Regions from separate parts of the Mus musculus genome. Here all the other regions are linked to region 2. The links are chromatin loops, found by intact Hi-C in ENCODE. Cell type or tissue: left cerebral cortex. All regions are shown on one strand. Links, peaks and the distances in the headings refer to the core of each region. The heading gives the core; the rest is flanking DNA. Region 1 has its middle 250 kb from the start of Gm39153. Region 2 has its middle 15 kb from the start of Gm26795. Region 3 overlaps Unc5d (unc-5 netrin receptor D). Region 4 overlaps Unc5d (unc-5 netrin receptor D).

Evidence for each region. A loop is a pair of places that touch in the nucleus more often than their neighbours do. Peaks named below come from ENCODE experiments on the same cell type or tissue, not always from the same donor. Only the 100,000 strongest peaks of a DNase experiment are listed, where the experiment ranks them.
Region 1: it touches region 2 in a loop (4-fold over the local background); 2 of 42 quality-filtered maps call a loop at or near these places.
Region 3: a loop joins it to region 2, with 3 times the contacts of the local background. A loop is called at or near these places in 2 of 42 quality-filtered maps.
Region 4: it touches region 2 in a loop (4-fold over the local background); 2 of 42 quality-filtered maps call a loop at or near these places.

Annotation. Positions count from the first base shown.
Region 1 is chr8:28,145,898-28,153,904 of GRCm38, reverse strand. No RefSeq gene overlaps it. Among named protein-coding and RNA genes, the nearest start is that of Gm39153, 250 kb to the right of the region's middle. In left cerebral cortex, for the core only: a CTCF peak has its summit at 5,169; DNase peaks (open chromatin) are centred at 3,774, 4,356, 4,517 and 5,123; H3K4me3 peaks cover 192 bases; H3K27ac peaks cover 989 bases.
Region 2 is chr8:28,574,650-28,582,656 of GRCm38, reverse strand. No RefSeq gene overlaps it. Among named protein-coding and RNA genes, the nearest start is that of Gm26795, 15 kb to the left of the region's middle. In left cerebral cortex, for the core only: CTCF peaks have their summits at 3,107 and 3,309; DNase peaks (open chromatin) are centred at 2,526 and 3,167.
Region 3 is chr8:28,866,885-28,874,891 of GRCm38, reverse strand. The region is part of intron 3 of Unc5d (unc-5 netrin receptor D); the gene reads left to right. Among named protein-coding and RNA genes, the nearest start is that of Gm32505, 170 kb to the right of the region's middle. In left cerebral cortex, for the core only: a CTCF peak has its summit at 4,055; DNase peaks (open chromatin) are centred at 3,516 and 4,163; H3K27ac peaks cover 1,944 bases.
Region 4 is chr8:28,641,389-28,649,395 of GRCm38, reverse strand. It overlaps Unc5d (unc-5 netrin receptor D), which reads left to right. Exons shown (of 18, transcript NM_153135.3): 18 at 1-2,679. Among named protein-coding and RNA genes, the nearest start is that of Gm26795, 52 kb to the right of the region's middle. In left cerebral cortex, for the core only: no CTCF peak of the experiment used is centred there; DNase peaks (open chromatin) are centred at 2,243, 2,715 and 4,182; H3K27ac peaks cover 1,017 bases.

The DNA of each region.
Region 1 (8,007 bases), core at 2,013-7,012, 430 kb after region 2:
CCCTCTCCCTCTCCCTCTCCCTCTCCCTCTCCCTCTCCCTCTCCCTCTCCCTCTCCCTCTCCCTCTCCCTCTCCTTTCTCTCCATTAAGCCCCAAGCTGAGTTGCTGAGGTGGTGTGGAGTTTTTGGTTAACCTGTCCATGAAACGTATAAAGTATCCCCAGGAGGCTTAATGACTAGATGGTACAAATGAGAGTGGTTAAATAACTGAGAACTAGTCCCTAGGTCATATTGTGGGTCCCCATCCTGGCGACATAAGTATAATCAAAGGAAATCAGCAAATATCAATGTATGCTTAGAAGTACAGCCTCATAGGAAGCCAGCTGATTCAATATGTGATGATTAAGTTACTTTAAACTCTACTACATGTTAGAGATTATCATGATTTTAGTAGCTCCTGAATAATTAATTGATCCATATTAACAGAGCCCCACATTCACAACCTGGCTCCCTTTGCATTTCATTTCTTTCTTCCCAACATAACTCCCCACAACGTAAATGAAAGTTCCTGAGGTTTAAAGTGCTTCTACCAAATTCCATTTACCTTTCTCATTTCTGTGACCAAACACTGAAGAAGAAAGAATTTCAGGGGAGAAGATGTGACCTTGGCTTACAGTTTGAGGGAACACAATGTATCATTAACCACCACAACACCCCTTGTCAGGTTGATACTCAAGTGTGGCACTTTTATCCTCATCCCTCACCCCTCGTCTTCAAGGGCTCATGGCTATTCAATACTACAAAGGGCATTACGTTCATCTCCAAGAGTTCCAAAATCTTAGCAGTTCTATCATTGTTCAACATTTCAGGAACCAACAACTCCTCTGAGACTAAAGGCAGACTCTCAACTGTTGGCCCTTCTGTTAAAGCAAAACAAAAACATGTGGCATACTTCCATTCCAATGCCCAATGCCACCTTTTTGTTACCATAGGACTGACTACTAGTGTAGTCAGATAAGGAGAAACAGATAGCTGGCTATAGCTGGAATACAACATAGCCAGGTTAAAGTTCTAAATTAAGTGGTGCTGGAGAGAAGGAATAGATCAGGGTAAAGGTAAGGGTGGAGTTGAAAACATTGGAAAAAAAACCTATGAGAATAAATACTCCCTTTCCAAAAACTAGTAAGGCATAGCAAAAAATGATTAGGCTAACAACTAATCCTGTATACCATGCTTGGTATCCAGGTCTCTCAGTGTCATTACCTGGCTCTTCCAATGTGCTTGGCCAGCCTGTGCCTCTAGTTTGGCCATCTGCAGAGCACACAGCCTCTAACATTAGACATCCTCTAGCCTTGGTATCTCCAATATCCCAGCATCTCCACTGCAGGCTAAGCTTTCCTTTTATATTTCATCTTCACCAAATGGCATCTCCCATCCCCTTTTCTGTGATTCTTACACTGCCACACATTGTCTGGTCTTGTTGGCTTCCTGGAGCCCTGATAGAAACTTCCTTACATCACAACTGTTACATTTTACATGTCCACAAATATAGGACCAAGCGGATAATGACAAATTCTGCTGCTAGCATGAGATGTAGTCTGACCCACATCTCTCTAAATGTAGTGACTACTTTGTACCTTGGCAACTGAACCTCTTCAGTTGTTTTGCAAATCCTTGAGGCTGAATTTTCAGTTCGGAAGCTGTCCTTTATCATGAACTTCCATTTTCACAAGGTGGGGCCACTGAAAGTCGAGAAGTCACTCTCAGAGCATCCTTCCTGTGGTCTCAGTATGGGAGAATTGTCCCACTGCCCCCAGAACAGAGCAGTGTCTCAGTACCCTGCACTGACTTTATCTTTAATGCTGCTAATCTCTTTAAGCATTACAGCTGATTTCTCCACACCCAAATGTCTGCAACTTCCAACTAACTGGTTTACATTCCCTTCTTCAACAAACCATGGGTTTTTCATGTCTTTCTGCTCTTTCACTAACCATGCTACAGTCTGGATACTCTGCTTGGTTGAAATTACCTCTGTCCAAGCAACTTCATAAATTTATCTTGAATTCAATCTTACTCAAAATTTCAGTGGATAACCAAGCCAAATTCTTTGCCAGAATATGTCACAAATGACCTCCAGTCCTTTTTCCAACAGATTTCTTATGATACCTTAAGACCCCCATGACCAAAATCTTTAATGTCCAAATCTTTGTGAGTATATTTGCCCTTCCATACTCATACCAGAATGGCCCATTAAGTCTGACCATTGGGTCATAGACAGCACACTAATGGGCAAGCTCATCAGATCCCATGGGTTAAAGGTAATCAGAATGGGTGAATTTATGACCAGAAATGCTTTCTCCTTCCTTCCATTCAAGTAATATCATCTATAAAAGATGTACAGCACCCAGCACAAAGCAGCACTTGATCTCATGCATAGATCATTAGTAAGGCAGTAGGCATGCACAAAACCCTCACCCAATGCTAAGAGACCGATGCTGTTACAAGTCCAGAAAAAAATGAAAAAGAAACAATAATGTGTTATACATGAATGAGTTTCATGACAAGAAGGTCTATTCCTGACAAATTCTTTTGCTGAAATCCTATGTCTATTTAGCTACTTGCTACTGTTTCTTCTACTGGGCTAGCTCCAAAAAAGACAGTGTGGGGGCATGTGGGTAGTGTTCCCAGTTTGCTGAACCCACAAAGTCATTCTTGGTGGCTCTAATTAATGGCCCTTCCATGTGACAATGTTGGTCAAAGTTCATGAATGTTTAGCATTCCAACTGCAACTATGGAGAAGAACCACAAGTCATCAGCCTAGGCTATCACCAGTGATCTGGGTTCATTTCAAATACAAAGGCTCCAATAAAGTAATATTTGCTGAGCCCAGCATGACCCTGGTGGGGACAGAGTGACATGGTTCCTGTCTTTGGGGCAAGGTCCTGGTGTGAGCCTGCACAAGTGTTGATAGCTGCTGTGGGTATACGGCTTGTTTGTATAATAATATATATATAGCACATCCTCTGAGGAATGTCCTCCCTGTTAACATTAATGGATCCATGAGAATTAGAAACAGCAGAAGTCGGGCTGTGGTTATATCTCCAAAAAATGGTAAATGCAGGACCTGCAGGACAACCCTCAAGGCTAGGGAAAGAGCTCAAAACATGAGTTCAAAAATATATAATTTCTCAACTATACAAAATATAAGGATGAAATATGAATTATGAGGGGTTTCAGGAATCTAAAGGAACAAAAGCAGCTAGACTATATGAGCCAGCTTGTCAGGAAGACATAAAGGCAAGCAGATTCCTGAGTTCAAGGTCAGACTAGAGCACAGCAAGGTTAAGCCCAGGTGTTATAGGAATGGTATTTCAGGTCAGGGTCCCACACAACTAGTTTACCCTTTGTGCTTAACAAATGCAGACAGATCTCTGAATTTTTTTTTTTTTTTACAATATTAAGAAAAAACATATGCTTTCTGTCTCCTGAGAATCAAAGGGTTGGGGGGGGGGGGTCACAAGATGTTGATTCATAAGATAATCAAAAGGAAAACTGAAGTAAATAACTGGATTGATGTGTAAAATATAGGCTCGATCTGTGTTCTGCAGATGAGCTATCCAGAGAATTTTTTAGGATAAAAAGAGAGAGCTGTTGTAGAACTGACAGAGACAGAAACACAGACACACAGACCAAACACAAGCAGACAGACACAGACACACAGATTCACACACATGCACGCACGCACAAATACAAGCAAGCAGGACATGGATAGAGAGATCTCTTGGAATAGCAAGCAAGCAGAATATAGTCAGAGAGACCTCCATAGAGAAAGCAGAACATACAGAGAAGCAGACTGGAAAAGCTGTATCAAGCGGGACACAAGTTGTCAGCTTGAATCCAGGATTTGACTTCCAATCATTCTTTTTGCCATTCTCAGAGACCCCTTCTCTCAGAACCTTTGTCCAGGCCAGGACTGCTCCTTGACAAATATCTAAGAATATGATACCTCTCCCTTGTCACAAAGATTCTCCACATTTCCCAGTAGATACCTAAAACCTCACTATAGAATATGTTGGTTTCCCATATAGAAACATAGTTGTGATAAGACTTAATTCATAAATTACACACTGTAAAAGGTGAGCATCAATATTATATTTATCCACCTGAGACAAATCTCTTGTTAGGTGAACTGTTACTTTAACACTTTAAAAAGAAGTACTTTGTTCCCTGCATCCCTCTGGCACTTTGGGGCCATTATTAAGCAAAATAAGGGTCCTTTCCACAGAAGCTCTGTGATACAGCAATAGTGGATCTGATAGCCAAGGTGATAGCAAGAAACTGCTTACCATGAGTTTATAGCTGTAGACATCACAAGGAGATGACTCATATCCTGAGTGAAATTTCACCATGCTCTTCAGAATCGCTTTCAGTTTAAAATGTATGAGTCGTTTTCTTCTGGACACGTTTTATTCAGTACTCTAGACTGTGGTTTACTCTAAGTGGCTCCAAATCATGGGTTCAAAGAGACTACCCCAATTAGACACCCCAGTGCGTTTGAGCCTGAAGTATTCCCCATGAGTCATTCAGCACACGTGGTTGAACTGTTAGTGTCCGACTGCTGGCACTGTTTCAATGGTTTATGGTACCGTGTGGCTGAGATTGCAGGAGTGGGTACCCTGGCAGTGGGTCTTGAGTGTTACACCCGCTCCTGGTGCTATCTGGACTCTGATTTCTGACCCACCAGAATGTGAACAGGTCAGGGGACAAGCTTCCACTGCCATGGATAGAGCCACCCCAGCTACCGTGCCAGCTTCCGTAGGATGGACTGATAGCTCGTGAGATTGTGAATGAAATGCCTTTCCTCCCTTAAGTTGCTTCAGTCAGCTATTCTGTCACAACGACAAACGGTAGCAGTACACACCTGTGTGCCAAAGCAGCCGGGAGAATGCACACAGAGATCTGTTTTAGCTTGAGATGGAAATGAAAATTTAAGAGAAAACCAGAAATCTGATGATTATCATTCATGAGTCGTGGTTTCCAAAAGGCATTCGTTTGCTTAGACTGTGTTCATTTTGCATGCAGTGAAGAGTGCTTTTGAAGCTGTGTCTGTCTTCCCTGCTCTGGTATATAACAAGGCCAGCCTTGCTGACAGCAGGGAGATTTCCTCTGCATTGAGCTCTTCCTCCTTGGGGCTGGCCTTTTCCAGCAGCTAGAAATGACTGAGCCTGAAGAGACACCTGCTGGAGAATGAACGTATGAATGCTTTCCTCTTGGCAGTATACAATTTTTTTTTTCTGTCCCATTATCTCAGACATACCATCCTATGTCAGGAAATTTTCATATCTCTGCCTTAGCTCACTAGAAATGGGAAGTGGTGACTGGAAAGTAGAGTTTCTGGGCTAATTTAACCCCCTTACTTCTTATAGCTTATATTCTGGGGCTAGTTATTTCTTAGATTTGGTTCTGATTGCAGCACTCACAGTGAGCTATCATCTGTGGCAGGACAGATCATCAACATATGGGATGAAGGATGACATTAGATGTGACAAGGAGCACATAGAAATGATAAGTGACAAGCAGATAGAGATTATATTGGGGACATATACAGTGTCATGAATGGAAAATTACACGTGAAGTGTTGATGAAGGGTTAAGTAAAGAGGGGACATAGTCCAGTAGAATGGAGTGTGTGTAGTGAAAGGAGCCACTGCCATTTGTGACTTCGTAGGGGGCAGTCATAGAAAACTCGGTAGGAAGTGTGATTGGAAAACAGAGAGGAATGAACCCACCCCACCCAATAGTTCAAATGATGCTGCGACTTGCGTTCAACAGATCTGCATCTACATATTCTGCATGGTCAGCTCTGCCATCCTCTTTATGTCTTTGACACTGAGCTGACCCATCTGTGTCTACATGTGATCAACTAGTTAGGGAGGCCACAGGACGGGGTGGTGGCTGATGACTGACTTAGCATCTTCAGGTATAGAAACCATCAGGCTAGAAACTGACCTGTTTTATTCGCTGTTTCTTTGAGTCAGGGTCTCACCATGTAGCCCTGGCTTGGCAGAGTCTCACAGAGATCTATATGCTGCAGCCTCTCCAGTCTTGGCACTAAAGACATGCATGACAATACTCAGAGAAACTTATGGCAAACAAGTTAATATGTTTGTAAGAAAATTAGAACCTATAATTAGGAGTCAAATAGCTAAAGTTCAAAAGGAGCTAACAATCCAGCTAGACACATACCAGAACTCTTCTGAATGTGTTCACAGCTGGCGTAAATGAGGCACTATAGATTTCCTACAGGAACTATATCAACTGCTATCCAGGCGTTTCAGCAAGATGGCCAGACCTTAGCACACACCAATTACACTAGCTTCCTGTGTGGCATGGGGGAAACAAGAGACGATCCTTGTTCCATTCATTATTCATTGAGGATTTAGAACCTATTAATGGCAAATGACACAAGGATTTGTGTGCCACTGCTGAATGATTGACAACCTCCTCCTGGAGAATGAGGATGAGAAGGATTTTGAGAAAAGGCTCAGTATGGAGTAATGGGGTGGATTATTGTGGTCTGTTGTGAGCGAAGCACAGAGTGAGGAGTAGGAGCGATGTGCTTACTATTTCCATACCACTCAGCAAATAATAACAATAACAGACAGACCTGAGCTAGAAGGATTACACAGCCTGGAGGGCAATTCATACCAATAAACTAAGCATTACAAAAGCCACCCTACCTTTTAGCACCTGGATAATCTAGGCAGGTGTTGCTTAGCATACTTATTCCACAAAGGGGTATCTGGAATCCTCCCAAAGAGACAATTTTTAAGGTCAACAAATAGACAGGTGTGAAGGGAAGAGGGGAAATAACGAAAAAAAAAGCAGACACTCCTTCAAGACAGATGGATGAAATCCACAGCAGAACATCTACGGCATAGGAGCCTGTGAATTGGAAAGACAACGGTTGTATGGGAAATGACTGAGAGGAAGCCACTGTGGTGAGCAGGCTTCTATGTCACAGATAGCACAGATTGGTCTGTCACGTCATGCTATTGACTTGACTTGCAAGGGATTGGGCGCAGTCCGGTTTGTGGCTCCAAGAAATTCCTCTTAGCACAAATTTAAAATTTTCCACAAGTTTAAACTTTGTAACTGATAAGGTACCTTTCGTTCCTTATGGGCAGCTTTGCTTTTTCTGCCATGATTAATGCTACCTCAAAATTGAAACCGAATAAAAAAAGTGAAATAAGCTTATGTCTTTATAATTCATTGTTTTGATCACTTGACATCATTATAGCAACTCCAGTGAAGATAAATTCCATAATGAATTTCCAGAAGACAGTGTATGTTCAGGCTGTTCCTATGCCTTCTTCCATCCTTTCTACTTTAATAATTATTTTCTCCTAATGCCCTTGCAGACCATCTATGAGATTCCACTGACATAATTAACCACCCCTTTCTCTTTCTAGCCAAAGCAAATTGCTTATCTCTTCATCATGGTCTTTATTCTATTCAGCCAGAATTTTCTCAGCATTTTTTATTGGCTAGTTAATGGAAGGTGTCAGCTTTGCACTGTAAACTTCAAAGTGAGGAGCACCGGGGCTTGTTTATCACTGGAACATTCAGAGCACTAAGTTATGTGCACTGTACACAACAGATGCTCAGAAAATGTGTTTCTGGGTGAACTGATCATGATGATGACTCCATGTCGGAATTTTAATAATCATTATAATAGACTTGGTCACCAGTCAAGTTTCCACTGAAGTCATTAGAGCTGTATTTGTAAATCGTCTTATCCAATCTTGCCAATCATTTTTATTCTAAAAATAGGTGGGTAGACATTGGCCATGAAGAGCTTAGTCAGATTTGTATGGTTTATAAAGAATAAGAGGTAATGCCACAATGATGACTGTACTGACTGGTTTGTGTGTCAGCTTGACACAGCTGGAGTTATCACAGAGAAAGGAGCTTCAGTTGAGGAAATGCCTCCATGAGATCCAGCTGTAAGGCATTTTCTCAATTAGTGATCAAGGGGGAAAGGCCCCTTGTGGGTGGGACCATCTCTGG
Region 2 (8,007 bases), core at 1,410-6,409:
AACCTCCAAGTGTCTGGCAAGAACTCAGACATCACTGAAGCAGAGCAGAGGGTAACACCAAGAAAGAAGAGAATTTTATTAAAGAAAGGGGAAAAGAGTACTAAGCATAAAGAGAATTATTAATAAAATGATACCTTTAAAATGGCAAACACTTATTCATAAAAATATATTTCATAAACAGGAGAAAAATAAGAGAGTCAGATGAAAGGAATAGTATTCTGCACATGCAGGTGCCAAGGTACTTCTGTCAGGACTATGACAGATTTTCTTCAAGCCCAGAGTCAATGACCAAAGGACTAGAACAGGCACTTAGGGAAAGAGAAATGTCTGTGGTTGATGAGTACCCAAAATCGACATTTCAGCAAGCATCACATGACCATTCAAGTTGAGATGCCCTGCATAGCTGTATAATAGGTAGAAAGTGCACTGCAACAATGCCCCCTGCTCAGCCCAAATCAAGGCAAGAGAGAGGACACTGACACTGCTGGTGGGAAGAATGAGTGAAACTGACCAGGAAAGAACCTGATCTTATCATACCCCCAAATACAGAAGGTTCAGGTACTGGGGTATCTGGTAATTCCACACCACAGTGTAAATTAATGCATTTGGTTATTCATATCTGTGCTTTAAAAATTCCCAAAGAGAACACACTTGTTGTTTTGATTAGGAAAGAGAATCAGGAGAAGTCATGGGGTGATAGACAGCTCAGAAGCAAATAAAAGCTTTTCCTCTTTTCCATTTTACTTTGCAGTGCTACTGATGTGCATGACATCTAGGGCTCTCCCGTTGAGCCACAAGTACAGATGTAAAAGAGAAGGAACAAAACATAAAATGATGGTTGGGGGGGGGGAAGATGCTGTGTTTAGAAGGCACTGATGAGTTTTTAAATCTATTTGTAAAAACAAACAAACAAACAAACAAACAAACAAAAAACTGTGTGAGGTAGAAACTGGGATGAAGAAACAGTTTCTGAAACTATATGCCATGGCCTGATGCACTCAGTTCTTAAATACTAGAAAGAATAGAGGATGCTCTCATTCATCGTGGGTCACAGGAGAATACAGGGCACACCCATAGCAAATCAAGACAGCTTTTCTTCCTTTGACCTATACCCTAAAACCATGTGTCAAGGAGATAAACAGGCACTCTAAAGCCTAGCTTCTGTGTTCTCTCAAACTACAGAAATCTCATCTTGGGTGACTTACAGAACTAACTCTTCTCAGGCTCCCCACCCCTGGTATAAGGCAACGTTTGCCTGTAGAGAAAACGAAGTGAAGAAGCAGCTGCTGGAGTCTCATTGATCTTTCTCCTTTCTAATTTCCATTCCACCATCCTTGTGCTTCCCAGGAAGAGTGGAAGCACAGGTGGGAATCTCACTTGTGGAGCCCAGGAGCTCATCTTTGGGAAGTAGAGATATGTGCTCAAGTGGATCAGATAGGCTGAAGAAGAATTTCCAGAGGTTCAAGGTAAGCATGCATGAGGTTATGCCTATGTTTAGTTGGGCAGATCTTCTCAGCACTCCATGACATGATGGTCCAGCATGCCCACCCTGAGTTTAAGATCTTGTAAAGTGAAAGTGTATTTATTACACCTAGCCTACCAAACACCACAGCATCATGCAGAGTATTGGCTGCCTTCCCTGGCAACAGTATGGCTGCCTGGAAGCTAGCTGTGGCTTGCTGCCACTGTCCAGCCTTGCTGAGAATATCATAGCCTAGCTAATGACAACAATTTGAACACTAAAGTAGGATATCTTATTAATATATAGTGCTATTCTATCATCATAAAGTGGAGATGGGAATGGTCTATACGCCGGTCTCCTTAATGATATCATCTTATCCATATTCTGTCAAATACCCAATAGAAGAAAGCAAAACAATGACAAAACATGGTTTAAAGGAAAAAGCAGCAAGTTAATTTAGTACTGCTATTTTCTTATTCATTTGTCCTTCTTTATCCCTACCTGGTTGAAAATATGATGTGCTCAACCTTGAGGGAGATATTAGACCTAAGAGAGGTAAACTCACTGATCGGCCCCCAGATAAGGGGAAACAGGTGACTATGACATTTATTGTTATAGTACATTAAGCACATGAATACAGGTGGCAAAGACCTTGGCAAACCGAAAGCCTGTTTTGGTGAAGAGGCAAAATTCACACCGGGAGAACAAATTTAATGCCGTCAAAAAAAAAGTCTATATTTAACTTTTTTTTTTTCTTTTGGATAATTCATCTATTTTTAAAGTGACACACATCTTCCAAACTAAAAGCAGTAACCGTTGTCAGTGACAGAAAGCCATCAGAGACATTGTTTTTAAATGTGCAGTTCAAGTGAGCAAACATCTGGAACGCCCAAGCCTGACACGTTCCCTGTTAACAAGGAGCACACATCTTGTGGGTTCTGCAAGGCTGGATCTTCATTCTGCTACAGCATAATTGGACACTTTGCAAGTGAACGTTATCCAGGCTCAGTGCCGTAATGTGCTTTGATTAGTTGTGTTGCTTTTGAGTGACAGCTATACAAACTTACCACCTCGAGTGAAGTATCGCAAATGAATACACGGCAGACGATATGACAGGCAAACCTCAGAGCAAATGGAGAACATTAGAGAAGTAACAATCTCTGAGAAATTTGGCTGGAGGTGTGTATCTCAGTGGTAGACTACTCATCTATCATGCCTAAGGTCACTGGTTCGTTTTATAACACTGACCATTAAAAAAAAATCTAGAATGTATCAGGGATATTTGGATATTTTCAAGGAGAATTTTCCTTGGGGGTGGGTGGGTCTAGTATTGGCCCTTCTTTGAAGGATAGTTTCACAAGCAAAATGAGAAATAAGGCACAGGCATCCTCATTATCTTGTGTTTTATTTGATTTATTTATTTATTTTTTTTAGGTGTCTAAAGTCTGAGTGGTCTGTACTACCTCCAATGCGTTGGTGTCCTTTCATTGTCTTTTACTAACCATGTCTGCCTCATCAATCTTCATGACTCAAGTTAAAGGAGTAGCATCCATTTTCCTACTTCCCAAGGAAGTCGTGATTACCAGGGGTGCGACATTATCCTCCTACACTCCTCCGCTGAGCTGTTTAAAGAGCTTAAGCAGGCAGTCTGCTCTCCTATACCTCTAAAGCTGGCCGACACGCTTATCTAAAAAATGCGTGTAATCCACCCACATGCGGTATGTTTTCCAACATTCTGAGTATTTGCCATTCTTCCTTAATATGGCAGGAGGAAAAAAAAAAAAAAAAAAAAACAAAAAACTAAGGGAACGCTTGGCTGAGGCTGAGGAAGGCCATCTGGTGTTAGTGGAGAGTAACTACCTCTGTCTGAATGCTGATGAAGTCAGCTGATGTGAGCACACTTCAGTCTCTGCAGTCTCTTGCTCAACTCAGACACCTGAATCAGTTGGTTTCTACTTTCTGAATTTGTTTGCATCCGAAGGTGCAATTTTTTTTTTTTTGGTTATTTTAATTACCTACATTTCAAATATTCCTCTTCCCTGTCTCCCCTCCGCAACGTTCCCACCCTACCCTCCCCCCCGCCCCCAACCCGGTTCCCCCTCTCCTTTCTTCTAAGAGGGTGCTTTCTCACCCACACACTCTCCTGCTTCTCCACTTTAGCTTCCCCCTATACTGGGGCATTGAGCCTCCACAGGACCAAGGGCTCCCCTCCATTGATGCCAGATAAGGCCATCCTCTGCTACTTATGTAGCTGGAGCCGTGGGGGAGGTGGCTTAAGCTTGACTTGAGGAAGTGTTTGATCTGCTGTTGGACCATGATAATGGGTGCTAATTTAAGATTTTTGTATTGTTGTGCGCAATACTGTAAAACTCTGTAATGCCATTTGCAGTTTCATCTTGGAAGACGCTGGTGTGTTGTTAGATTTTGTTGTTCCTGTTCTACTCCATAGCATGCAAACATGGGACCTCTGAAATTTCTACAGAGTTTGCCTCTGGTTCTTGTCTATTTTTATCTATGGAACACCACCATTTTTAAATTTATGGATCCATACTTATGTCATTTGGGACATAGGCCTCTTTTTAGTTATTTGGGAGCTGACAAGACAGTTCAGTGGTTAAGGTCACTTTTAGCTTTTCCAAAGGACCAGAATTTGGTTCTCAGAACTCACGTCAGGTGGTTCAAAACTGCCTATAACTCTGGCTCCAGGGAATAAGACACTCTCTTTTGGCCTCTGTGGCCATCCTCATGTGTATGTGACATACACACTGAGATACACAAGAGTAAAAAAAAAAAAAAAAACAAATCTTAAATCAAAATACTTTATAATTTTGTAGTGTCAATGGCATAGATTGTAGAACTCAATTATGGCAATCGTGGAAGGCAAATTTAAAAGATAGTGTAATTTTACATGTTTTGATATTGCCAGTTCGGTTGACATAGAACATAAAAATGTTTACCCCCGGTGAAAAGCCTCAAAAATAAAGTTCTGGAACTTATAAGCCACGAAGCACTTTTACTTACTATACGATTGTTAAAAGTGGGACCAAACTGGCTCACTTCATTCCTTTCAGCTTGTTGTGTGAGTGAGAAATTAAAATGAAACAAACAAACAAACAAACAAACAAACCTGTTATTTTATGTGGACATGTTTTTGTTCTATTCCTAGGTGTAGGGTATGGGTCTGCATCAGATTGTCCACAGCAGCTAACTCTGATTTGTCTCATGCTCTGGCAGTGGTGTGATTCTGCCAGCTGAAGATGGTTTACAATTGGAATTCTAGGAGAGAATACTTGAGCGAGTATATGAGCAGCACCAAGAGGGCATGACTGCTGCTGGCCCCTGCTGCTGCTGGCCCCTGCTGCTGCTGGCTTGTTTCTGCTCTTTCATTTGTTGTTCTGGCATTTGTTGGGTGCTGGTTGCTGTTGCTGATATCCTGCCAACTAAGATTCTACTTGCCCCCAGGAACTCGACATCCCTAGTCAGCAGAAAGTATATCTAAAGAGATCTATTGCCCTCCCCTACCCCACCCGCATCCTTCTAACCTTTCTCACCTAGTTAGTGTTGGGGAGTTGAAAGGGATTGGAGAGGAGATGCATGGGAGGTAAAAGAACCCAATAACGGTTTTGTTCTGTTACAGAGACCTCCCTTGGGATGGGGTTCTACAGTGAGGTCAAGTGGAATTTAAACAGACCGGAAGCTTTACAATCCTGCAAGGCCACTGCTTTCTCTTACAGCTTCCTGGGAGCTGCTGCTGGGGAGTTACCGAGTTTGGAGAAGTGATGTTGTCCCTTAACTCATTCTTTGGTGATTTGTTTCTTGAGTTCATGACTCCTGAAAGGAAAGAGGAGATATCTCCGGGTAGGAGACTGGTTCAGGGTCATCTCACTCGTTTTCTTTGCCCTCCAGTTGAGAGTGTCAGAAATGCTGGATAGAATGATTGCTTGTCGATCATCTCAGATGGCGAACAGAAAGAAGCACTGTAGACCGAGTTAGCTGGTGCTATTACTATATAGGTGATTACATTAAGCTTCTTAATGCTCCAGGTTTTCCTATGAAGAAAGAGCCCAGCTGGGAAGTTCTCAAATGATGAAATATGTTTTTAAACACTCGTAGCTACTCTTTAATGGCCTGTGCTGCCAGACATGAAACATTTCACCATGAAAATGGGTAGGATGCATTCTGAATCGCTGCGATGTCAGGGAGGCTCATTCGTTAGTGGTTTGAAAAGTGCTTTGAGCTAACAGAATAAAAGGCACTGGAGAAGTTTGGACTAATATTAATAAAAATGAAAAATTGCAACAGAGGAACTTATTTCCCTTAGAACACAGACATCAATATTAAGAGTGATTAATAAAGCACAAATAACCAATGTGAGAATGGAGAACACCAGCCATTCATTGGGATATATCTTCTATGTGTTTCCAAATTACCATCTGTGCTGTTTTATTCTGTTAGATTATATTCAATGAGAGCCTGGGTTCATATTCACATGTGAGCCTCACTAGACTTAAATAAATATTATGTGAGCTAAAAATTTCAAACACACCACTTTATTTTTTCTCTATTTTGATCTATAATAATCATGGGTATGTTTTCTCCACATTTCTACATGGAGGCCCCCAAAATCCTGCTTCAAGTCAGCACATTTATTCATAGTCTTCAGAGCCTTGAATTCATCATATTGGCAGAGTAATTAAGACAGGCCGTTCTGAGGTAAAGGTAATGGATAGCAAGCATTTGTGCAGGGTTCTGAGGATAGGAGGTAGATTATTGCTTTGTTCACATTTAGTTTTCCCACAATAATGTTGAGCTGGAAATTAATGAACACAATTAGGGCTTTTTGATATGGCAAACCTTTGAAACCATTCATTATTCTGTTAACAGAACCTGGCTAATTTTCTTCTAAATTAATGTTCTCCTGTTGTGATATAGATTATATTTTATAATGCAGCTCAGTTGGCTTTCTCTCACTCTTCTCTTCCTTTGCTCATTAGTTGCATCTACTTTGTCATTGACATCCAGGAGAATAATAAGTTAGAACAACTGTCAATAATCTCTTTAGGCAGTAATATACTTACTTTACTCTAATGGTAATTGTTTATCACTGCAATGCTTTTTATGTATTATCCAAACCCACAAATACACACACACACACACACACACACACAATCAATGTTTATTGCACCACTATTCACAATCATCAAACTATAGAACAAATCTAGGTGTCCAAAATCAGAGACAAGAATAAATAAAATGTGGCATAAATACACAACGGAACATTTTTTTCAGATAGAAAGCATAATGAACATATGTTTAAAGGAAAATGGATTCAAGTAGAGATAATTAAGTAGATTAAGCCATTCTCAGAAAGACAAAACATGAATATGACATATCTTCTCTCATTCGTACACCTTAGATTTTATGCAGACACACAGAAGCATGTACCTTTGAAAGCAGAAGTAAAATTGTGGTGGCACTAGGGAATTAGGAGGGGAAGGAGGGTTCAGGGAATGTGCTTAGCATACAACAGAAATAAGAATAAACATGTATTTTAGTGGACCTTCTCAAACCTTTTAAAAATCATACAGAAGAACCTACCTTCTGTTTTTCTGAAAAATTTATGCCATATTTCCTCTGTTAAGGCTCTATCTACAACACTCACACAGTGTCATTCCTTTGTAATGTCATGTAAAGTGCCAACAGCCACCAAAGAAATTACACATTAAGAGAGTCTAGACATGCATTGTATTGATGCCTCTAGTCCAATTACCAAACAAGTCTATGTGGGGCAGGGAAGAGAGCAAAGGTTAAGTGTTTGACTGTCAATAAATTTTAAACCTGAATGAGCTACTCTGAGCCTTAATGCAAGGGCAGAGCTGGCACATGCTAATTCACAAACACAGTGTTAGCAATACTGCATTATTTTATTAGTGTTTGTCACCTGTGGGCACAGAATCTCTGTCCTGTGAGCAGGACCGGAAAAACAGACTTTCAGTGAACACAGGACGCTGCTTTAGCTGTTCTCAGGAATGAGAGGGATATTCTACTTGGCTTTTGAAAGATGTATTTCTTAATTATTCACATTTCACTCTTGCTTTTTGTCATTTACTCTTAGGCTATTTTCTTTCCGTTATTTATCACTCAAGTTTTGTGTTCATTCTTCCTGGCTTATTTGTCTTGATAAAGGAAAACACAACACAATGAAATTACTCGACTAGGGAACATCCACAAAGAGGTAAGAGGTGAAAACTGACTGGTTCAAACCTTAAGAAGTCTGTCCTAATTCCATCCACATGGTTTTTATGCTCCTAGACTCTGCGCATGTCCATCTATTTCAGGCACTGTTATGGCAAAGTTCAGGCACCTTTATGATATCATAGGATCTCCTATGCAAAAGTAAAATCTGTAGAAAATCCACAGAGAATTCAGCTAACGTACTATATTCAGTAACTAAGCTTTTGTTAGTGATGACTTTATGCACAGGGACCCTGGTAATGACTGAAACATCAGGATTGCAGAAGGCATCCTGGGATGTTGCCTTATGG
Region 3 (8,007 bases), core at 1,553-6,552, 290 kb before region 2:
AAGAAAGAAAGAAAGAAAATTGCTTTTCTGAGGAGTCCAGGATTTCTCTATCCTGTTTCAGCATCTATGTCTTTATAATCTGAATATGATTTATAATATGTAAACTTCTCCTCCTGTCCTACCCATTCCCATTAGCCCACCTCTGTAGATCCTCAAATTGCTCCTTTTTGCGCCTAGGACTGTTATAAGAAAAAAGGGGGGAAAAACTCAATAGAAAGAAGCTGGGAGGGGCAGGAGAGATGGTTATTGTTGTTTTATTCAAATCCTGCCTTTTGAGAGTGTCATAAAGAATATGGGACAAGAGGGATTTGTCTGAGGACTGGAGGAATTCTCCATAGCAGATGTTGGTGGCTTAGGGATTAAGAATAGGAGTGAATTGCTGTTTGCAAAGACATTTATGTTTCTTCAGAAACAAAATCTCCCTCTTAAAATATGCATTTTACCTTCATAATACTGGCGATTTGGGAGGCCTCTCCTGGACGCCATGTGAGTCCTCCAAGACCAGGAAAGAGAGGTCACCTCATAAGCTGTACTCAATGTGAGAGCCTTGGGAAACATTTTTTCCAATACTTACTTAGTTAATTAAAATTAGCCAACCAATATTTTATGATGTTAACGTAGCAGGTCAACCAGGAGAGGGAGTGTGTTTGCATTCATTTGTCCCATAATAAGTCCAGTTCTGTGTTCCCATGTGGACTCACAGAGGCCATCCAGATCCCTAGTCAAGGCGGGGTATCTGTAGTGCTCAATTCAAGCAGAGAAGAGGAAACAGCATGAGAGTATTCAACCCTGGCTCACTCAATTTCTGTCTTCTGAGCTCCATTCTCCACCCCCACCCCCACCCCCACTCATCAGCCTTCCTTCTCCAAGGTCCATGTCGCCTATCCTTTGAACTATTATCAATACAGGTTTCCCAGTCTGTGTCCATCTCTTTGGTTGTCTCCCTCAGTTGTCCTGATTGCCATGTGTCTATCAGAACCTCATGTTTGGTTCACAAAGCCCATCAGAGATTGGTTCACACCCACCTGTTCTCATCTCTCATCACGTGGACTATACTCCACACACTTTGTCCTTTCAAATGCATGGTTGCCACACATGTCAGCTTTGCCTTTCTGACACACCCCATCCACTAGTGCAGTCTGCTAATTTGCATGTGTAGCGGGACAGGAGAGAAGAGCCTAGACTTCACATCCCTGCTCCATTTCCATTTCTGTTCTGCATCGCCTTAGTTTTGTACAGGTGGAAAGCATAGCTCATTTTCCTCGGTCTTAATATCTCCATATGTGAAACCGTACCTATTTCCTGGAGCTGTTCTGAGCATTGCTGATATACCCGAGTACTAATTATGTAACCTAACAACACCAGTGAATACTCTCCAGCTATGACCTGATGCCCTGTGGCATACCTGATCCTCTCCTGCACTGTTTCATGGGCTGGTCTTCACTGATGCTTACTGACTGAGTCTTCTAGGTTTGCCTCTACTGTGCTGACCCTCTCTGCATGATAAAATAAGAGATTAGGAAATATTAATAATGGAAAAGGAATTTTTCATTATGTCACTTTCCCTTTAATCATTTGACCTTCATAGACGTCTGAGATCCTTTTCTGATAATAATCTTGTGATTCTCTCTAAAGATTTTAAAGGAACTGTACTTTTCATATGATAAGCTCATTTGTATATAAATATTTTTTCAAGCAAAAATGTTAGAATATCATTATAGCCCGTATTATACAATTCACTTAATGAGTTCTCTAATAGTGTTTCCAACATATTTTTAATTTCTTCCCATGTAGCAAGTTAGAGGCTCTTTAATTTATTTAAAATTATTTATGCAAGCCAAGACATGATTTGTCATTAAATATTGCATTTGACTTGGGGACCAATGTGTATTAAAATGTAAATTGAAATTTAACTAGTGTAATGGCATCAAAAGTGTATGTGGGGGTGCCTTCAGGATCTTACTTGGATGTTTTATTCGCTTGCAGGAAAAACATGTTTAAAATGATTTTCTATTTTTATTAGACTGAGAGAAAAGAGTTCTGACTTTTGCGTGTAAGTACTTCCTAACGAATAGCACATTGCACATGAGGATAGTCCTCATTCTGAATAAATGAATAGGCAAATTAGATATAATTGTTACAATGTTTCTTCTTTTTAAGATTGTTTTTTAAGTAATAGAGGCATCTTAATGTGCTAAATAATCATTGGTAGATAAATGCAGTTTATGAACGTGAGGACCATCATCCGAAGGGACTTTACAATTTACTGTCATCTTTATAGAATTCAATAAACCGTTCTGTTTCAGCATCTGAGCCCCTTATGCTTCCTGCATTGAGCCAATGAGCCATTAAGGATTTAAAATTTTTTAAATTGCATTGGGCAAAAGCGCCAAGGCAACTGGGACGTCGAGCTGGGGGACATATTGACAGGAGCCTCTTGATGTGATCAGGGTTACTAATCTCTACGAAACACCAGGAGGTTCTCTGGATGCTGCTGCTTAGAGATGGTTTGATTTTTAAGAGGAAGCAACACTGAGAAAAATCTCCTGTTATTTTTTATGATTCATCTGTTCCTCAGAGTGGACCCTATTGGAGGTAAAAGTTACAGATACCGAGCACTGTCTTCTATGATACTCTGGATTAGACTATGGAAATATGATAAATGTTGTAAATTATTTATGCTTATATTATTTATTATTTAGTTTGCTATCTACTATGTGATTGTATAATATGGTTAAGGATTTTGTGAGTCTGTAAGCAGATATCATTGGGATATCTTGCCTAGGAACAAGATTTCCATAACTCCACCGTGCACCATCATGTCAATCAGCAATCAGCATGGTCCTCATCTAATGCTGAAGATTCAGTTCAAATAATTCAGGAAGCCTAGTATTGGGTCTCTAATTGAGAATTTCTATTGAGCTTCCTGAATGTGAGAGCTGCTAGTTGATGAACGCCCTGTACCTCCAGTCCTGAGAATTTATGTAATATTATTTGAGGCATTTCTATTTGCCCCATTTAGGATTTCCTATGCCTGCTTTGTTCAACGTGTTGCCAAAAGATAAAGACCGTGACTGAAGGGGAAGGTCATCTAGCCATTACCAAAGTGGAACAGAGCCCCATCTGTCTGCCCATTGTATTCCCTTGCGTATTCTTACTGCTAAGCCCTGTGAGTTGCCCTCTGTTAAATAGAAACGGGAGAATCAAAATAGAAACCTTTATGTGCATTTGAGTACTTTCTTGAGGGAAATGGCAGTTGTTTTCCTCTTTCATTTCTAAGTCAGTTGTGAACCTGAACCGCCTCATGGTCAAGTTCTACTGTGTGTACGCTTCTTATTGGGAGCCAGTGTGCTTGTCATCCGCCTTCACTAAGATCCCCCTTAATCACACTAAGGCATGAACAGGGAGAAATTGGCTGGCCACCAACTACAGGGGGCTGGAAATAGCAGAGACCTAGTTACCAAAGTGAGTTTAGGAAGGTAAAAATAGGTAAATAAAAGCAGCCTACATTGACCCCCACCAAGCTGGCAGAAGCCTGTCTCCAGGGAACAACTCCCACAGGCCCTCCCTCATCCGTCTGCTTCACTTGGGCTGGAAGATACGTCGTGCTGTGGCATCTGCTGCTGGACTATTGTCAAAACCAGGAATACTCAATCATTCCTAGTTGTTTATTTTCATGGGTGAACATTTGGCAGCTTAGCCCTCTCTTTTATTCTCTGTTTTTCTTTCTCTCCTTCATCTGCTTATAAGGTGTTGTGCCTGTAGCATTAAACTCTTAGTCAAGGAAACCCTTCTTGACACTTGGCTACTTTACCTAATTTTGTACTGAGAAGGAACTATCCCTGTCCTATAATTGAGCCTGTTCTAGCAAGTTGGACATTTGGAAGAATACACAGTAGGAAATCACTATTTTGTTGATTTTTTTTTAAAAAGGGGCATAATTTGAGACATGCTGAATAAAATGTAAATATGATGTTTATTTGAGATGCTTCTAAAATATCTATGCAATTGTGGCAAGGAATGAAGAAATTAGAAAAATCTCATTTACAGCCACAGGGTGCTCTATACTTGCATGCTGGAGTGAAACAGGATTATTTTATTTTTCTTTTGGAGGTGGTTTCCTTTTGAAAAATCAGAAAAGAAAAAAAAAACTATTCAGTTGTCTCTATTGTGCAGCGCAGCTTCCTGGCTTCAGTAAATAATTTCATATGCTGGGAACTGCTGGGGCCTCTGCCTCCTGCTAGCAACATTAAATATGGGGATAAATAAATGTTCGTATACTGTAAAATTTTCAGGAGTAACCTCTTTTGCCTGCCTTGCCCCATGACGTCCTTACAGGTGTGCTGCGCTCCACCTGAGTGAGTGAGTGAGTGAGTGAGTGAGTGAGTGAGTGAGTGAGTGAATGAGCACCACTTAGATTCTCAACCTGTGGTTCACAGCCTCTTTGTGGGGGGTCAAGTGACCTTTTCAGATGGGTCACCTAAGACCTTCAGTGAACACAGATATTTATATTGTGATTTATAACATTACCAAAATTTCATTCATAAAGGATCAAGGAAAGTGATTTTATGGTTGGGGGGTCACGACAACATAAGGAACTGCATTAGGAGGGTTAAGAACCACTGTCTTAGATGCTTGGGTATAAATTCTTAGGCTCAGAGGTATAGGCTGCTTTCCCTGTCTGTACTTTGCCTGTGTTCATTATTGTCCCAGAGAACATGCATAGGTCCATCTCCCTGTCTCTGACTCTTTATTCGTACGTTATGCCCCTATTGAAGGATTATCCTACTTGTTGCCTTATACATAGACACCAGCATAACAAATCTGTTCACCCCACTGACCTCAACAGCCTCTTAGACTAATTTGGACATCCAAGAGCCTACTCTGGTATCCAGCTTCCAAATTTTATGGATTCAAGTTTCCATTTCTGTCTTCCCACAGAATTTTTTTAGGACTGTTATCATGATATTTGTAATCACAATTATTTTGAAATTACCTGTGAATTCATTCTATATGTAGATAGATACAGAGAGATAGATAGATATAGTTTTTTTTTTTCTTTTTTCGAGACAGGGTTTCTCTGTGTAGCCCTGGCTGTCTTGGAACTCACTCTATAGAACAGGATGGCCTCGAACTCAGAAATCCTCCTGCCACTGCCTCCCAAGTGCTGGGATTAAAGGCATGAGCCACCACCTCCCATCTATCTTTTTATATTTTTGAACTGCCTCAAGGTTCCACCGTTATTACCTTCACTGTTTTGACTTCCAAGTCACAAGCAGATCTTATTGTCACCTTTGTAGTGGGTACGTCTTGAACAGCAATGCTATTCATGTAAAGCTTAACTCCTCTTCAGAAAAAGGCATCTGTTCATTGTTCATTGTGATGATGTCCAGCTGTCTGACTTTCTTGTGAGTCTATGGCTAATAAGAACATGGAAGAGTCATCTTTGGCTTCCCTTATCTGGAGATGACTGCATACTGTCAGCAGTGCAGTAAGCAGAGGCCAAAAGGGAATAGAAGAGATGAAACATTACAATCATGTTACACCATGTATTACATATGTGACCTCAACTGTTTACACTGTCTGCTCTGGTCCAATATTCTCTGTCCACATACTCCTACATTGTGGGAAACAGTCTTCAATACCTTGTATGAAATGCACACAAGTTTAAAGCCTTAATTTCTCTTTTTACAGCAAAATGTCCCCTAAAGTTAAGAAAGGCAATAAGCTAGCTTTCTTCTAAAGATCAATCATTTCCCATAACCATACATTAATCTATAAGATATAAGATACTACTGAAGGATGTGAGAGGCTTAGTTTCGTAATCATATTGTAAGCTGCATAAAATCATCTAGTCAAGGAATGTATGTTTGCTAAAGTACAGCTGCAGTCCAGTAGCGAGGCTGCACACTGTGGGGTGCAGTTGTATCTACCTGAAACCATGCAAATGCTGTTTGCTTGTCAAGCCCAGTGCTAATGAGTGTCATGTTTGCACAGATGTGCCATGGAGACTTACAGAAGCAGATCTGGGAGCATGCTTTCTGAGCCCTAGTGTACAGTGAGCAAAGTTTGGTGTTTAAAAGATAAAAGTTTGGACCAGGAAAATCAGTCTTTTGAAGCATGTGAAATTATATGGAGCATAACACCTGTGAGCCAACTCTGAAAACTCAGGCCATATATGTAGTAATTGGGTTTTTTTTTTAAGTGAAATAACTGGCCTTGGAAGCCTATGGATACCCTCAAATTCTATCATACAGGATTTAAAGAGTGCTGTTTTTACTATAAAGCCAGCAGCAGCATCTAGGTATTAAGGTCTAAGTATTAAGGTGACAAATGACTCTAGAGCCTGGAACCAGACATGACCAATGGTGGAGCAATGTTCCTGCTATAGAATCGCCTCGTGCACTATACATGGAGAAGAAAAGGACATACATCTGACAGTGACATTTGAGACTATATACTTACGTTAGATATCTAGGTAAGATGGCAGACAGGTTGCTTACAAATTAAACGATGATATCAAGAGTAAGTGGAGTCAGTTCATTGGTAGAGTGCTTACTTAGCATTCAGGAGATCCTACATTTGAACCTCTGCACTCCACAAACATCCTATAATCCCAGCACTCTGAAGGTGAACAGAGGTTCTAGGTCATCAAGCTAAATGGAGAGCAAGGCCAACATGAAGGCACAACTCAAGCAAATGTTTGACATAATGGTAGACCTTAACTGAGGTTACATCATAGTGCCTAGAATTTCCTTCAGCCATGTACTGAGAGTCTTCAGGTTAACACTGATACAGCTTACTGTTGCCACTCTTTCTGTGTTTATATCTCTATGATCTTGCCCCACTGAACCATGGGAAGTGTTCTGAGATTCACATCATTAGGTATTTTTGTACTTGCTTACCCAGGTTGCATGCTTCCATATGATAAGGAAATATGGAATAGGGCTAAAGCCAACCTACCCTGTGGAAGTATATTCTGAAGTAAGTATATTCTTAGTAAGTAGGAATTCACTTGAAAATTGCTACAAAAGCAAAGAAACATATATAACTGTACAAGTCAACTATATGTCCTGAATGTTTATACAACTGATCTTATAGCAAGCTTCTTTACAAAAGTTACCACAAACCCATGCAGATAGCTAGATCTGTGGGTTCACTGGCAACAGGAATTATTTAATTCTAGTATTATACACACACACACACACACACACACACACACACACACACACACACACACATATATATATATATATATATATATATATATATATATATATATATATATATATTAGATTCAGACTTGTGGAATTCTTTAATATAGTACCATGTCTCCCTTCACTGCCCTTACTTAAGTATATTTTATGATACTTAAGTAATTATGAGAAGAATTTAATAGAAAACTATTACCCAGAGAACCTGACAGCCTCTGGAACAGGCAGAAGCACAGAGGCGCTGAGGCAGCACCCTGTGTGGGCCGGGGACAGCCGGCCACCTTCCGGACCGGAGGACAGGTGCCCACCCAGCTGGGGAGGCGGCCTAAGCCACAGCAGCAGCGGTCGCCATCTTGGTCCGGGACCCGCCGAACTTAGGAAATTAGTCTGAACAGGTGAGAGGGTGCGCCAGAGAACCTGACAGCTTCTGGAACAGGCAGAAGCACAGAGGCGCTGAGGCAGCACCCTGTGTGGGCCGGGGACAGCCGGCCACCTTCCGGACCGGAGGACAGGTGCCCGCCCGGCTGGGGAGGCGACCTAAGCCACAGCAGCAGCGGTCGCCATCTTGGTCCCGGGACTCCAAGGAACTTAGGAATTTAGTCTGCTTAGGTGAGAGTCTGTACCACCTGGGAACTGCCAAAGCAACACAGTGTCTGAGAAAGGTCCTGTTTTGGGCCTTCTTCTTCGGCCAGGAGGAGGTCCAAATACAAGATATCTGCGCACCTTCCCTGTAAGAGAGCTTGCCAGCAGAGAGTGCTCTGAGCACTGAAACTCAGAGGAGAGAATCTGTCTC
Region 4 (8,007 bases), core at 1,881-6,880, 66 kb before region 2:
TCTCTTATTTTTATCTCCAACTGCTGTGGTCCTGGTATTTTTTTTTCTTCTTCCTCTTCATTCATTTGGCTATGAGAAGGACTATTAAGTCCAATCACACAGGGTTCTCTTTGGAGTAAAATATTTATTACAGTGATTTTGTTTCCTGGACAAAACAAACAAACAAACAAACAAAAAACAAACAAACAAAAAAACCCTCTAAATATCAAACATGAAAAGCAAAGCTAGAAAATTAAAATGGCGTGAATGGTTTTATACATTTTGACCGAATTTACCTGTGACTTTCAGAATGTTAACAACATCTTTGGATATGTTTCTGTTTTAGATTTTTCCTTTCAGATATTTTCAGTTTCTTGGTCTGCCTGGCCTCTGTAAATGTGTTGAATGATAGAGCTATCAGGCATGCTAAGGCAACACTCTCTGAGGTCTTTATTCCAGCAGAAATGAGGAAGGAGCTGAAAAACGTGCCTCTCTGGCCTACTGCGCGGCCCATTTTCATTCTATTGCTCATGAAGCATTGCAGAACCTGAACACTTAGTAACTCCCAAAGCCTGGACTACAGGTGACAGTCACAGCACCTGCAAGAACAAAAGCGTGGGCTTACCGATGGTGACCACATTTTATTAGCCCTTTGGTGTTCATTGTCATAGAGCTGTATTTGAACATTGATGCTTTGGGCCAAGACTTGAATGGCCACCGTTTCAATAGTTGCCACTGTTTTTGTCCGCATAGAGTTTTTCTGAACTACAACAAGCAAAACTGTATTTTGTCAAATGTCACAAAAGTGAAACTGTTACTAATCTTAGATGTGTTGCATATTTTGTGTTTCTTTTCCAAACTCTTTCACTAGCTGCGGTGACAAAGCTGTTTGGCTGTATTGACAGCATGTGGTGTCTTTTCCAGAAGCAACTCTAGGAGAGCCAGTGTCTACTGTGGACTCCTCACATCCCCATTACAGGGTCACCAACAAAACTGAAATGGCAATTTATATGCTGTAATTTTTTTTCCCTGAGAATCAAAGGGGATGGCGCCAGGCCTGGCTATTAGTCACTAGTGTGTAGTACTGTGATCAGAAGTAGGAAGTTTATCTTGCATAGAATAATTGTGGTTTTTGAGGCAGCTCCTCATTGCTTTTTTTTTTTCCTTTTGCTGTGAAGATCATGGATTTGGGGTGTCCTCACGAAGTGGGCCTAAGACAGTAACGTTGCAACTTCATGTCTTCGAACCTACCATGTATCTGAACCATGTATCTGAACCCAAAGATTAAAAAAAAAAAAAGGCAGGAAGCATCCTCGACAGGCCTAAGCTCCCTGCCCCTTATCAGTATTAACTTCAGCAGGAGTTATATCTTTTTTCCACAAAGTTCCACCATTTGATTCTATTATATATCAGAGAACCTGCTAATGACTTTCTTTTTGGGAATAGAAATATGTGTCAAATACTTTCACTAAAGGCATGGGTATAATGAATATGCCCCTTTGTTTCAAATTTATCTGACTCATTAAAAAAAAAAAAGAAGAAGAAAGAAAAGAAAAGAAATGATTCAGACCGAAATTCCAGAATTGGGAAAGTTGTACAATAACCTTAAAATTGGATACATTTCTAGTCAGTAATGAACCAACTAGAGTTCTGATGAATGCATGATATTTAAAGGGAATAAGCCAAATGTCATGCCACAAGACCCTTTCCCAAAACACAAGCATTCTGCTCAAATGTGGAGACAGCAATTCTAATGTTCCTTTGTTGCCAAGCATGGGGAGTGGAAAGATGGAGAATAACCAGGACACACCCACCAGGGCTTCCTGGGAGAAAAGCTGAGAACAGAAGCCCCCAACAAGGGCCTCTCCTAGATGCTTCCTGCTCCCATAGAAAACTTCTCGATAACAGGGAAATACCCAAGTGTCAAAATTCCACTATCAGGGAAACGGCTGTCTCCTTCTCTACACCACATGAAGAACAGAATTTCTGTTCTTCGTAACCAGGTCTGATTGGTACAGACACTCCAATAAATCATGACCTAGAAGTATTGTCAGCATGGACAGGTAGAGAAGTGCTGACTCATTTTCCTAAGCCCAAACTTGGAAATATGGGTGATATATTTCCCTCCTCCTATAAAGGAGAGTTTCAAACCTATTTCATTTTGTTCTGTTTATTTTGGGAAGGTACATGGGGGTGTTCTTTCAAATGATTCATTTAGTTTTTTCAAACCCATACCACTCTCAATGTTCATTTGATGTGTTCAAAGCCAAAAAAAATATGAAATAACATTTTAAGCAGAGCTGAACACTAACTCGGACATGAAGCTGAAGGAGTGAGCAAGCCACAGGAGAGGGTCTAAGCGAAGCATGGCCTTGGCTTCATACCACACTTTTTGTGCCTTGTATTATCAGTGTAAATTCTGAATGTTGTACAGTAAATACTTGGATGGACTCCTTAGCAAGGATGCACCGGCTTCTTTTTTCAGCACATGTACATATCTATAAATATATATACATATATATTTGGTAATGCCAAACAGCTATGTTATATTGTACTGAACAAAATGGCCCGTTTGGATGTTTTATGTAGAGTTTGCAAAAAAACCAAAATGGATGGTTATTGACTTTTCGAGATAAATGTACAGGCATAAATTACTGCTTACCAGTTATTTATGAATAAAGAGTCTTTTCTTGACATTTTAGGATATGATCCATGAGTGGGAATTTGAAATCTCAGTGAGGACTCTGTTCTATCATATTCTGGCAGGTGTTAGGCTATTCTCCCGAGGACAGCTTTCAAATCCTTTAAATGTAATGAAACTCACTTCTTTCTTTGGTCTCAGTAAAACACTGGGAGATGTTAAAAACAAATATTTTTTTTCAAGGAATTCCAGGCCACCTAAATACATACTTGCACACATATGTCTGTGTATACACACCCCTTTCTTAGGGATACAGCTTAGGGTTTTCTTGCTGAGAAAAGATACCATGACCGCAGCAACTCTTATAAAGGAAAAGATTTCATTGGGATTAGCTTACAGTTTCAGAGGTTTAGTCCATTATCATTGTGGTGGGAAATATGGTGGCAAACAGGAAGACATAGTGCTGCAGAAGGAGTTGAGAGTTATACATCTTGATCCACAGGCAACAGACAGAGACTAACATACTGGTGAGACTTGAGCTTATAAGACATCAAAGTCTACCCCCAACACAACCCCCAGCCCAGTGACATACTTCCTCCAACAAACTACTAAGGCCATACCTCCTAACAGTCCCTATGGTCCAAGCATTTATACATTTGAGTCTATGGAGGCCATTTATATTCAAACCACCACAGGTACTCCATGGGAATCGTAGTCTTTTTTAAGAATATAGGTTTAGAAATTCCAAGGGAATCGCACCCTTACCATAATTAAAAATCCTTTTTCATATCCCTCAAATTACTTTTATATAGCAGAGAACACACTCTGTAGGCTGGAAAGATGTCTCTATGATTACGTGTACTTGAGGATGTTCCAGAGGACCTAAGTTCTGTTTTCAACATCCATGACAATTAAATCACAACTGCCTATAACTCCAGGTCTATGGGATGTGTAACTCACTGTTCTGCCCGCCAAGGGTACCCACATACAGGTTATATACAGACAGCTGTGGATATATACACATAATTAAAAAAAAAAACCTTGAAAAAGATAGTCTCTGCCTTGCCATAGAAAAACAGACATTACATAGAATATTTATGAAAAGATAACAGGAAAATATATATAATGTTAGGCATTCCAACCACATTTGGCTGATTCTCTTTTAATGGTATTTAAAATATGACAATTACCCAGGCATTTAATAATGAAAATTTAGAGGGTTGAACTAAGCTGAAATAACATGGTCTACTCAAAAATATTTTCTAACTTATTTAAAGTAATTTGTGACGATAAAAAAAATTTAAACCAGTAGTTTCCCCAAAGCTATTCACACACACACACACACCACACACACACATGCCAGTAAAAAATAACCAAAATATTATTTTCATGCGAGTATAATAGGTTTGGTTGTCATACTAGTTTCATTTGTGAGGCCGAAAAATACAAAGAAGCACCATTCTCTTCCGCACAACCTGATGCACAGGTTACCGTGGTGTGTGCAGTGAATCTTGGAAATGGAAACATATGCCTAAACATTTTGGACCATGTAATCCTCCCTCCTCCACCATCTGATGGAACTGGTGGGTGGGCACAGGGCAGGTTTTCACACTATGTCTATAAGTTGCTCCAAAGGTCCTCTCTGACGATTGTGAGACTTGGATAGAGATTGAAAGCTGATTTAAAGTGTCTAAGCTACAGAAAAAAAAAAAAAAAAAGAGGAGGTGGTTTCACCTAACATAAACTGGGGAAATTAGTGCTAAAAAGGCAAAACCAAGCCAAATTTTCAGGTTTTTTTTTTTTTTCTGCACAGTTAAAACAAATGAATCTAATCTGAGTTGGCCAAAACAAATTTTAACTAGAGGACTGGTACAAATAGCATGGAGATTCAGATAAGATAAATCCAGATAAGGTTAAAGTTATAATTAATTAAAAATTAATTACAACATTTGCATACAAATTTCCAGGCAGCAGGCAGGTGTGTGCGCACATACTTCTAATCTTAGTCTTAGAAAACTGAAGCATGACGATTGCCCACTACTTCAGAGCCAACTTGGAGTTTGTGTCAAAGCAATGTGTGTGTGTATACACATGTGTATGTGGAGCGATTTCCTTCCTGAATTGACTCAGTTAGTGTGGGCTTTTCCTGTACAGCCAATATTGTGAAGATTTGATTATGATGGAAGCTTACTCATTCACTCAAAAAATATACTTAGTACTTCCAGCATGTAGCATTTGATAATAGGCATCATATGTAATGTTTCTGTTTCGTTTAGAGGAGAGTTATTATAGAATTTTTCATTCTTCACAGTTTGATAAGTGAACAAAAAGAAATGGGTAAAACCCTTAGTCCTACAAGCGACTTCCAAAGAAAAATAAGGTTCATCTCCATCTTACACGAGAAACACTTTGAAGAATAGTTATCTGAAAGAGTCTAACACCAGACTGGTTTGGATGGTAATTGAGCCTGCCATTCTCTGGATGTGTGACCTTGGCCATTGAGTCTGCTATTCTCTGGATCCATGGCATTTGCCAAGAAATTCATTACTTTTAAGAAGGGATAATTCTGTTGAGTTTGATGAGCCCAAAGAAAATGATCAGTGCTGACAATGAGGACTGTGTTAATGGTTTGGTTGGCCTTGCAAGCATGAGAACCTGAGTGCAGTTTCCAGGACCCGCCCAAAAAAGGTGTAATAGTAATTATCCCAGCTGATGACTGAGGAACCACACCCAAGGTCCTCTGGCCTACACACACACACACACACACACACACACACACACACACACACATTTGCACATACCCACTTACACACATGTACCTAGGCAAACACACATGGGAATCTAGCCAGCTGTCCTCATCTAGTTCTGACTGTGAAAAAAAAATTTATTATGTGACCATTGAATGGCTTTAGAGAGGCCACTGGTGAGACAAATACATATTTAAATCATATATATCATTAAAACAACATTTAAAATATAGGATTCTGGCATGCAATCAGTGCTCTGACAAGAAGCTGAATGCTTCCTGGTTTTCAGATAACCAAAGACCCCAAAATTGGATGTGTGCATAAACCGAATGATGAAGATCTGGCTGAGCACATCATCTGCCAGACTTTTCCATTATAAACAGGACATCCAAAAATGATGCCCTTGAAAGATATTGAGTAATATTGACTCAAAGTCCATTGACTCACTGACTCTCAAGTCAAGAGATCACATAGCATCAAATAGCATATACCACAAAATTGGTAAGCACAGAATATTGAGGGAGAGAAACACTATATGTTGCATGTTACAGAAATGACACAAGTTACCACTGAACTAAGATTTAGATATGATTTATTATTGATGCTTTATATATAACATTGTATAACAAATTTCATTATTTGTTGCTGGAAATAGCCACCATTTATTATTATTATTATTATTAATACATTTTGGATCTTCATAATCTGAGCCAAGCTCACCAAGTCTTTTGAAACTCAGGTATTTCTCAGTGGCCTCACAAAATCAGCACACACACACACACACACACACACACACACACACACACACACACACACATATTTAGGAAAATAGAATCCACTCCTTGATATGAAAGGTTACAAAATCAAATCACAACTAGTATAAAAGTTACAGGAAGTGTTGGAGAATTTGTATCATGGTTTTCATTTCCCTGTCAGAATTTTTCAGACAAAATAAAGATGGAAAAGCACCCCAAAAAACATCATTCATAAACATATTAATGAGAATTTCATTCATAAGAGGCTACCATGATGTTTGTGCTTTTAATTAGTATAGCCTATGCTGTTTCTTAGATTAGCATGTCCCAGACTTCATGGTTTTGTTAATAGGAGGTGATTCTGTGCTTTGCTATGCGGGGAAAAGCTAATTTACAGAGGTGTTTTCAGGATGAGTCTTCCTCTCAGAGTACAATCAGTGATTGTGTAAATACCTTCCACATGTTTGGCCTTTCACAAGGATTTATAACTTTAACCCTCTTGTGATCACATGAAGCCACCATCATTACTAGGACTAGTTTACAAGTAGGGAAACTAAGAAAAATGAAGTTATGTTAATATACCATGTAATCACTCAGCAAAGGCTACTAACCTTTTTTGGATATTTATCAGCTTCTTAGCACATTGAGTAACAGCTCAAAATTCAATTCAGAGATTTCAGTGTTTGCTAAAGAGATACAAAAGAGAAACTACATCTTTCACTCTGAATTATTTAATTGAAGATAATCCATATTCCTTTCAGTATTTTGTTTCCTTATCTAGTTACCCATTTTCTTGCAAATCACTGAACTTCATACATCTGAACATTTAAGTCCATACCAACAGCGTTAGCATTTTGCTTCTTGCCTGTGAATGTTTGATTGCATTTCCCTATGACTCATTAGAATTTATCCTTAGAACTGACAAGGGGTTGTCAATACTTTGCTAAACCTCACAACGACTACTTTAAAACCAAAAGGCTGGAGGCATCTTTAGAAACAATTAAATAACTTGTCAAATAATCCTGCTCTCACTAAGCTTGGAGCCAAATCCAGTGTGTCCCTTCCTTCCCGAGAATGGTAGAAATCCAGCCATAAATACAATGCCGCCCAGGCAAATGAGATACTCTGGTCTCTGGGCTTCGGTCTCAGATAAATCACTTATACTCTGAGACATGGCTTCCCCATCTTCAAAATCAGCATCATCAATATCCCTGAACAAGAATTGAGTTAGAAAGAGCATTTTTGTTTCTAGTAAAGGCATTTTCATTTATAGTAAAATGAAAATATCACATTGACTATTGATGCATAAATAAGTCATAATTTAGTTATTTTTACCATCTGGTGAGAAATCCTCACGCAAACTTCCAAGTGATGGCCACATGCCCCTTCACTCCTTCTATCCCAGAGTTGAATGATTTTGCTAAAATATGCGGGACCAGAGGACCATTTCTTCTCCTAACATCATTAACCTAAAATTCCAAACACTTTAGTCAAGATTATCAATGTGTGTATGTTCTTGGCAAGTTTATAAGTAAAAGGATACAAAAACGCCAAGTGAGCCATCTATTTACCACCAATGAAAAGTATGCAAGCTTTTGTGTATATTTTCAGCTCTAACGGCCCTCTGTAGTTATTTCCTCCTAATGTCCTTTAAAATCTAGGCAAACAAGGAAACTCATTTCACCATTTAATTGTGCCTTCTGTTTTCTTTCTTCTTTGCTCAGCCTGCAAGCTTATTTTAAAATAATATTTATTATGTACACAATAAATATGAAAGGGTACACTATAGTAGGCCATGGGAATACAGCAGTTTACTGAATATCCCTGTCTCACAGGTATTTCATGTTTCTGTAAAAGGAGAAAATAAAGAATAAGAGAAATACCA